Regions from separate parts of the Homo sapiens genome. Here region 2 is linked to region 1. The links are chromatin loops, found by intact Hi-C in ENCODE. Cell type or tissue: PC-9. All regions are shown on one strand.

Evidence for each region. A loop is a pair of places that touch in the nucleus more often than their neighbours do. Peaks named below come from ENCODE experiments on the same cell type or tissue, not always from the same donor. Only the 100,000 strongest peaks of a DNase experiment are listed, where the experiment ranks them.
Region 2: it touches region 1 in a loop (5-fold over the local background); 1 of 110 quality-filtered maps calls a loop at or near these places.

The regions. Positions count from the first base shown.
Region 1 is chr1:221,333,344-221,338,343 of GRCh38, reverse strand. LINC02817 (long intergenic non-protein coding RNA 2817) reads left to right here and starts at 2,048. Exons shown (of 2, transcript NR_024236.1): 1 at 2,048-2,481; 2 at 4,359-5,000. The region is part of intron 2 of LOC105372932 (a long non-coding RNA gene); the gene reads right to left. RefSeq lists an enhancer at 1,719-2,918. In PC-9, no CTCF peak of the experiment used is centred here; a DNase peak (open chromatin) is centred at 2,743; H3K4me3 peaks cover 357 bases; H3K27ac peaks cover 2,219 bases.
Region 2 is chr1:221,390,140-221,395,139 of GRCh38, reverse strand. All of the region lies in intron 3 of LOC105372932 (a long non-coding RNA gene), which reads right to left. Among named protein-coding and RNA genes, the nearest start is that of LINC02817, 56 kb to the right of the region's middle. In PC-9, no CTCF peak of the experiment used is centred here; a DNase peak (open chromatin) is centred at 2,549.

The DNA.
Region 1 (5,000 bases):
ATGTTCATGTCACTGAAATTGAGATCAAAAAAGACTCTGAATTTGGTTATTGGTATTATTATATATCTTAGTTTCTCAGCCTCAGACAAAAAAAGAAAAGACATTATCATATGGGCTGGAACACCTTCTAAATCTAATACTTTTATGTAACCATAAAATATCAGTATTATTAACAATGAGAAACATTATTATGAATGCTTAAAATTCTCCAAATATCATGCTTTCATTTTTACATACATTATCTCTTTGAATCTTCATACTAAATCAATAAAGTAAACATAATTAGCAGCATCTTACAGATGAGAAAAATTAGGCTGTTAAGAGACTTTGTTGTGGCCACAAGGCTAGCAAATAACAAGAGGTAAAATTTAATGCACAAATTTTGAACCTCAAAGCCTATGTTCTTAAATACTACATGGTTCCACCAATAAATGTGTTTGCTAATGACTTACAGTCAATTGTACATAACATACAAACAACAAAAAATAGAAGTGAGAGGAGGGCTGAGTTGTAGTTGTGTCAAGGGCCCCACGATCCATTTAGTTCCATGAGTCCATGATGGCAGCCAGCTGTGAGCTGGACATGAAGGAGTTTCACTTCCAGTATCTGAGTATAAAACCCTGGGAAGGACACAAGCCAGAGGAGCAAAAGGCACCAATAGTTTGGAAACATGCACCTTATTTAGAGTCAGCCTTTTCTTCTGGTGGGACTTCCCCTGGCTTGGAGTTACTTCCACTGAGCACTCAAGATGGGATCACACTCTGATGATGCTTGTCCCAGATTCCAGAATTGCCACGATCTGCTCCCATGTATTGATCCCAGCAAGCTTAATACTCAAGGCATAAAAGCTTTGACTTCACTAACTAAGCCAGCATTTCTCCTAAGAGGCTGGATGGATGCTTTGATATTGAATGAAAATATCTGCATTTCATAATTGTACAAAGGCAAAAGAGTGATGGATAAAGATGGAATCTAAACACAAATATTTAAATATCTCAAGCTTGTATTTGTAACAATGATGCTATCAGCATACGGTTTGTGTGTTTATGCTTTGGAGGGAAGCAGGCAGGAAAACAGTGCCTTTTCTTCGGAGGGCAGGATAGTATCATCATTGTACTGCATCCTGAGGCTACTAGCATTCATTGGAGAAATATTGAGGCACAGGCACAGAGAGAGGCTGAAGAATAAAATGGTTACAACCAGTTTGTGCTAACCCCCAGCCCCCTAGCTTGTTGATGGAAAAATCAGCCAAATGACTCTCTGTTGACCTAGTCTTTGAGAGGAAGGTATTAGGTGGCAGTTATTCCTAAAAAGAGGTCACTATTAAAGACGACAAAAAGCAGCTGGTAGAGTCATTAACCACGGTGGTTTCAAAGCTTTGGTATTAATATAAAACGTAGTGCTTGTTTTAAACGTAACCCAGAATTCTAGAAAAGACTAAGAGACTAAACAGTCTCTGCAGATGTAAGAAAGTCTTATTTGAGAAGATACGTAATCACATATAAGGATAGTTTTTACTTTTTAAAACTGTCAGCTGAGAAGCTCACAAAAAACCTCAGAGCAGCTGATGGCAGGTAAGTCTGATTATTTCCCTGCAACAGAGAGAGAAACTGAGGCCTGGAACTCTACAAAAACTGTCTCCGAAACTCTTGGTGACAGAAGATGTTTCTGCAAATGGGTACTGCATGACACATAGGGCCCGGGGCACCTTAAAGAGAGAATCTTGATTTTTTTGAAAATGAAGGTAAATTAAAAATAAAACATATTCTTTTTGTAGAACATGAAGTAACTTTTGAATTCAGTTTATATGTTAAATGGCCCCAGTTTATATGTTGAACAGCCCCCAGGGGCAGTGCCATTGAAGGGGCTGGCTCAGGGTGGCCGGTCATTCTGACATTGTTCCCAGTTCTCCAGTATTGACCGTATCAGGAGAAAGGTTTTCACTTTCTCTTGGATCCTGACATCAGGGGGGAAAAATGCAGTGTCATAGAAAAAAAAAAAAAGTAAAGATCAGCAGACAAGAGGAAAAGTAACTGGTGAGTTTTGGATTTAGAAAAGTTTTGGATTCATCTGTTTATGAGGAGGAAAAGAGGCCAAGAAAAGGCAGCAATTTGTCCATGTGCTTAATTAGTGAGTGGCAGTGGCAGTAACCTGGTCTGCTGAGCTCCCTGGACTCCCTGATCCCAGCTCAAAATAGTTTCCAGTTTTCATCTGCCAGTTGCTTCGGAGGCTTTTCTAAGGAAGACAGTTCATAAAATGACCCAGAATTCATCCTCCTTAGGTGATAGGATCATTACTCCTTATACACCCCCTAGGTCTCAGCCTATGAACAAACACTTGTTTGTTTCTCTGTCTACCCTGTTCCAAACCACCGAACTGGATTTTGCCAACAAGAAGAGCTGTTTCCTGTGCCTGCCCCTGAGAGCTGATGGCTTCCCAGAGATGCCTCACAGTCCTGCGCAGACAGAGAGAATGCAGAAGGCAAGTCTCCTGGGGCCACTTGTGGACTCACGGTTTATAACTTCTTGGTTTTTTTATTGTTGTTGTTTTTTAAAGTCCTAACCCTTAGGCCACTGGCTAACTGATTTATCTTCCCTGGGCAGTGCTTGCCAGAGAGCGGTCACTATGGCCAGAAAGGGGAGGGGCTGTGTCTAAACTGGAATGTTGGAGGTTTTTAACATTTTATCTCTGTCACTCCCTACTGTAATCTCCATCTAACCGCAAAAATGTGGTAGCTTTGATCCACTGATGCTATCTTTCTCTATGTCCCCATACCCTTTCAGGAAGGAGCCTTCAATTCTCCAGACTGAGCTGCAGTACAACCTCAATACTCACCATAGTGAATTTCTCAGTCTTTTTCTCTTTGCTCCATGAAAGCACCCTGAATCTGAGATCTGGTTCAAAGGCTTTCTCCATTCAATCACTACTGGCTGATTAGGCAATGGCAATTTGAGCAATCTCTCTCTCTCTCTCTCACACACACACACACAGACACACACACACACACACACCAGTTTTCCACCACCAAAGGTCTCTTTTGTACAGAACAGTGACTCATTGTTGTGACAGTTTCTGCATCACTAAATGGAAACAATTGTAAGACATCCTCATCTTCCCAGGGCATGAGCTGCTTCAAAAACAGAGAAGCACAAAAGAAAATATTTGTATCTGGCAGTTTTTGCCATTCAGTCACCTGCTTTCCTACTTGGGTTCAGGAGCTGGCTTGATTCCTGCTGTCACCATGCTGGTTATGTGACTCCACTGTCTCCAAGAGACTCCCTTGATGGGGAACATGATTTTGCAACAACCATCCCTTGCGCTTTCTCCTCTTTTCTGGATGGAAATGAAGCATTGCTACCCTATGGCTTAAAGCAGGAGTCCCCGTCCCCAAATGCCACAGACCTGTACCAGTCAGTAGCCTGTTAGGAATCGGGCCATACAGAGGAGGTGAGTGGAAGGCGAGGAAACATTACCGCCTGAGGTTCGCCTCCTGTCAGATCAGCCACGGCATTAGATTTTCGTAAGAACGCGAACCCTATTGTGAACTGCGCATGCCAGGGATCTAGGTCACGTGCTTCTTACGAGACTCTAATGCCTGAGGACCTGAGGTGGAACAGTTTCATCCCGAAACCATCCCCCACCCAACCTCATCCATGGAAAAAATTGTCTTCAATAAAATCGATCCCTGGTACCAAAAAGGTTGGGGACCACTGGCTGAAAGAATTTAGACTAGGGGCTGCCAGTCCATGTTAACATGTGTTTAGTTTCCCCTCGGATGACTGCCCAATAAACTACCTGAGTGCCCTAGAAATCATAGTTACAGAGGCTCAAGGGTGATGACAATGTTCCAAGTCTCCATCTGTCCCCTTTAGTTCATTCAAGAAGTCTTTTCCCTAATGAGAAGAAAATGCTTTTTAAAAAAAGAAATAATTGCTACAAACCTGTAGCACACCAGCCTTAGGACATATTAGAGAAAACCTCCCCCATTGCTGGAGAGCTGGTTCTCAAATCTTAGCTGTTTATCCAAATACTTGACATCGACTTCCTCTTGGAATGTACTCTATCTCAAAGAGGAAGAAGAAATACACCAGTTTGTTGCTTATAAGTTGGCAGGAAAAGGCCTGCACATGATAAGCTTGGACTTCTATTTTAAGGCTTTATTTTTCCAAATAAATCCATATATACAAGGGTTTTGGAACCGAAATAGTCACTGAAAAGTTACACTTCATTGCCTGTTTGGCTGAAGCCAAGGCTAAAGTTCTCTGGAATGGGTTTTGGTAAGGCGGATTTCAGGTCGCAGTAAAAAAAACAAACCACAACAAAAACCTTTTCTCCCTATGTCTTGTCTTCCTCTAAAGCTGGCAAAGGATCCTCCACACGCAAGATCAGAGGACGTCCCAGATCATCTTTTCTTTGTGGATACTGCAGGTCTACGTGAAATAGTGTGTTTTTGCGGGGTGCTGTCCCTTAGGACAAGTGAAGGGCTGATGAGAAAGGAAACTGCGTGAGGTATCACAAAGCCATCCATGGGGCAGCCTATGAAAGTATGTTCACACGGAGGGAAAATATCAGTGTTCATATATCCCTTTTAGTGCTGCCTTCCCTTTTCCACTCCCACACCACCCCCAAAACATTTTAAAAAGTTAGTTTTGGAAGACTGACTTTGTCTTATTCTAAAATGTGTGCACAGTAACAGAAGTGAGAAAGTCATTCCAGTCTTCATCTAGTCACCTGAGTCACAACTTTAATGCAGCTTCTTTTTGTTCCTCAATCTTTGATTACATAATCATTTGCAAAAATACACTCCTGAAATGAAATCACAGTTAGCCTTGCATTTTGGAGTAGTATTAGAATTAAGACTTGCCATCAAAGAGGTTGCCATCTAGAATGTTTATTCTCTTTACTGTGCCCCAGGGGTTTTACATGCATTTGCAACTTTATTTTTATTTTATCCTACAGGAAAAAAGGCTCAGAGTGAATGGCTATTAGCCTAAGGTTAC
Region 2 (5,000 bases), 57 kb before region 1:
AAAACCACAAGAGGGGAGCAAATAGATTCTACCACTTGAGGGAGCGGGGGTTCTTCATAAAATGGAAGTAACATGGAAAAAGGCTTCAGGTAGACACTTCTGATTATAAAGGAGGAATGTCCCAGAATGGGAATCAGGAAGAAGCTTTCTTTCCAAGTTGCATCCAGTCTTCCACACTTAAATTCTTAAACTTTCATTCCTCAGTAGATACAAGACACATTCAATTCTCTTTTTGAGTCCTGAACCACCAGCAAACATCACCTTACCTGAAAGCATTGTGGCAATTGTTCTTATTCTCTCCAGTATCGTGTTGTCTCTGGTGCTGGGGACATCAGGCATTCCACTGTGGGTTCTGAAAATCTGGGGTGAGCTTTATTCATTTTGGCCTCAGCTCAGATTTTTTGGAAAAGTGTTCCTCAAGATCATGGACAGAACCAAGGGTTCCACTGTGGAAAACCTACACTGGGGATTTTCATTGTTCTCTTTAAATGTCTAAGCTGTTTCTTCAGATCTGTGACAGCTGCCAGCCAGGATGAGGGATGGAGCTCATGAGGTGGGATGTTTTTCCCTGTTTCATTGTGCTTTATTGTACATAACAAAGGATCTAGCCAGCTGCTGTGTGGAAGAGAGTAAGATGCTCAGAAAGCCCTCTTTCTTGGTCTGTTATGCGATTCTGAGAAAGGAAGCTCAGGCAAGATCAATACATCCTCCGTGTGGACGTCAAATGGCTTGTGACATTGGTTCTTCAGGGCTGTTTTTTTAAGGATATTCCAGTCTTATGAGTTTGACATGAATTTGGCTTGATGCCCTGACAGAATGCAATGTAGGCATAATTTGATCTTCCTGTAATTGTCTATTTAACTTGGCAATCCAGACTAATTTTTTCCTGTGAAGTGAGCCCAAGACGTCACTAGGACAGTGGTTGGGTTAATTAATGAGGCATAATAATGTGCATAATAAAAGTTTATGATGCGGGTTCTCTTCCCACTATTTTCCTCTCCTTCACATAGAGAATTTCTGGTCCCACTGGAATCTGTGAGTCACGGTTTGTTAAAGGAGTTTTTTCTTGTAAACAACAGTAAGGAGAAAATAATAACTTGAGAACCATCTGTTTGATTGAGTCCTTGACTTTTTTTTTTGTTACCATTTCCCCCCATTGCATGTTAAAGGAAGTAAATAGGAAAAAAAAATTCTAATTATATTACTGTTTACTGATTATTGGATAACTTTTGTTGTATTTATTTTAAATACCATTCTGATCCACACCCAAAGCCTTAATCATCTTTCTGCTTACTGCTCCTTCCTACTCTCTCTTCTTTTTCTTTTTAATATGGAACTAATTACTTTAAACACTATTCTCAAGCTTGTTCAAATCCTTACCGCTCAGTGGCACCAGGGATAGATGTGGGGATAATAGCTTTCTTTGGTATCAACAGTGACTTGGGGAAAAGAAGTGTTCTTACAAGCGCCAATGGCAACATCAGAGGACACAAGGCATAAAAGATGGCTTTAAGTCTTAGCAGTTTCACCTGGTATGGCTGAGTTTGCAGAAATCATTAAACATTCTTTTCTTATCTGAAACCGTAGATTCAACAACTTCAATTCTATAAGTAGTTAAGCACGAATAATGTATGCAGCAAGGACTGAGCTAGACCTGGACTTGATAATATGCATATTAACTTTGCCTATCATAAGGAATCAAGTGATAAGATCCAGTGAGAGAAAGTAGATGAAAGTTCTCTGTAGACTACAAAGCACTGCCTAAGTCTGAGATATTATTGACACTTTTATCACAGTAAAGCATCTGATAGTTGAATTCACCCACTTACGATTTCAGGGCCAGTTGGTTACCTTATCATCTGGAGTTCAGCAAGGAAATAATAGTGTACCAAGCAAAGCTTGATGTTTGCATTTCTATGCCTAATCCTTTCCCTGAGTGGAGAAATGGTGCCTCTATGTTAGGATCCCCCACGGATGCCATTTTGCTGCTGTCAATGAGCACATGATCTACTTCAGTTGAAAATTCCTTGACTTCACCACTCCAAAATTTTTCTAAAAACTAGTGCCATTCTTGAGCAAAGTCAAATTTTGTTGAAAACAACTTTTGTTAAAAAGAAAGCATAGGCCAGGTGCAGTGGCTCATGCCTGTAATCCCAACATTTTGGAAGGCCGAGGCGGATGGATCACGAGGTCAGGAGATTGAGACCATCCTGGCTAACACAGTGAAACTCCTTCTCTACTAAAAATACAAAAAATTAGCTGGGTGTGGTGGCACGTGCCTGTAGTCCCAGCTACTCAAGAGGCTGAGGCAGGAGAATCTCTTGAACCCAGGAGGTGGAGGTTGCAGTGAGACGAGATTGCACAACTCCACTCCAGCCTGGGCAATGGAGTGAGACTTCATTTCACAAAAAAAAAAAAAACAAAACCCTAAACACTGTGATCAACCTGGCACACTGTCACATTCCTGCTCTTGGCTCTCATTGCTACCAATGTTTGGAAGTTGAAATCTTATTAGAACAAAAGTTTTGGATCAAAATTGTGCATTCCATGTGAGTCATAGGTGATGAAGTCATAATCCAACTTCTAGCTTGCCCAACTTCTTGAAACTAGGCATATCAGGAAACAACAGTATTCATAAAAGGAAAGATTTAACCTGCCCTGCTCCTCACCCTCATCAATTAAGTCACTTTTATACATATGAATAGTAACACTATTAGCTGTTATCCTCTCATAGATCCATTTCCAATTTGGGAGGAGTTATGACAAATGTTTATATTGCTGCTTCCAAATAACCTTAGAAATACTCTCTGCACATAGTATTTGTAAATTATGGTTAATTGAAAAGAATTTATTTTGAGAATTAGTCAAGGAGTTAGAACTATCAAAGAAGAAAAAGTGGATGTCACTAAAAAATATCACCTGGAGAATGAAAAATTAGGGCTTAGTATCACTGTTCTAACTCAAAGTGCAGAGATGCTAATACACCAATAAAGACAGTGCCCATCTTCTAAAAGTTTACCATTTTAGACAACAGCAATCTGCATAAATATATGAAGGAAGTTGCTGGGGCTCCAAAAATAATACCCCAAAATGAAAGCCTCAGAAGCAAAAGTTTTTCTCTGACCTTCTCCTGCCCCCCTAACTCTCAGTCCCATTCTCTCCCAAGGTGAGAATCTGTAGAAACTAGAGAATTCTTTAGAAACTAGAAGCCCTCTTCTCTAAGGCAGGTCATAGAAACCAGAACCTCTTTTCCACAAAGCCAGCCATAAAACCTAAAAATATTGCTCTAACTTTCCCTCTATCTTTCTGCGTAAAAATTGACCATAAAGAAATTACCTGGGCTAACATTTTTGACTGTAGGTCATAAGATCCTCATTCCAGAGAGGCTTCTGCCCTATATCCAGAAGGAAGGAATGCATGCTCAGAGAGGCCAAGCAGAATCTAGACAGGCCTTGCTGGGTTTCCTCAGTCCATCTATTAGCATTACATCATACCCTTTTTTTCCATTCATATTTCTACATAGCTGTCTGCGGAATTTTGTTGAACCTAAGCATAAAAATGGACAATTTCCTCTGTATCTTTGGGTCTTCATCTAAAGGCTCCCATATATACACCTTAATCTGTATGCCTTTACTCTGATTCCTCTGCCTTTTGCAAGTTGACTTTTCAGCGAACCTTCAGAGGACGAAGGCGAACGTTCTTCCTTGGCCCCTACAAATCCAAAACTAATACAACAAGCATAGCTTAAACATTTAGGACAAATTTTGGCAGTGATGTGAGACAGGAAGAAAAAGATAGAAAGAGAGAGAGTTGGAATTGTGAACTGTTTAAGGAAATTACAGTTTGAGGCCCAGAAGGAGTCAAAGGTATATCAACTTCTAATCATTCAAAAAGGCATTTGAGGCATGATTTAATCAGTCTAGCTTTTTTTTCCCCATTGATGTCACAAAATTGGGCAAAACCATCCTGTTGGAGAAAACTTCAGTGTATAATTCAGTAGTCCAAATAAGTACTGAACACAAATTATTCAAAATAGAAGACAGTGAAAGCTAAATGCCATGTAAGTGGCTGCGCTGGATTAATCAAGGAAGGTTTTTAATGGAAGTAGTATTTGATGTGGGCCTGGGAGTCACTTTTCTAGGGCCATTTCCTTTATCTACTCTTTAAAATTTTTCTCTTCCTTGACTTGCTTCTATAACAAAAGTCCTAGCTATGCTTCCAGGAAAGAACTCAGTCCTTGAGATAGAACTGTCCTCTTTGTGACCTTGCTGGGGGTCCTATACAGATGGTTTCTCATGCACACAGCCTGTCCTCACAACACTCTCAGACCCCTCCCTGTCTTCTGCACTGGAGCCACATTCCCTTCTTTTATCTCCTTGGCCCTTTGAAGCCCTGGCCTCTCACATCAGCTCTGGATTCAGCTACATGTCCACTACTGTGGTGAACAACTACCCTTCCTTGTATCTACCCTCATCATACTCTCACCGTTGCACTCCCCTCTGCTAAGAGACCCCCTACCACTAGTATCTTCCTAATGGATCCACATCAGATAGTGTAGACTCAATCAAATCCTTATAGTCAGGGAAGAGTATTGATCCTTATCAGATGCACATGTGATCATTCTGTTATTAAATAATTTTTTCTGGAGCACTCACCATGCACTGGGCTCTGTTTTACTTATTAATAAGAGAAACAAAGCCCCCGCCTTTATGGAGATCATATATGAATAAGGGAAACATAATAAACAAGTAAACTCAAAATAAATCATTTTAAAAATTTATAATTAATTTTTAAAACTGCTAATATATCACATCTAATAACAACTTAATCTAATGAATGTTTTCTATGTGCATTTCTTCAGCACTTTGTGTGAATTATCTCATTTAATCTTTAGAATCCCATAAAATAGGGGCAATTATTATCCCCACTTTATAGGTGAGGAAACTAAAGCTCAGGGATGTAAAGAAACTTTCCCATGGTCCACAACTGCTAAATGTGGA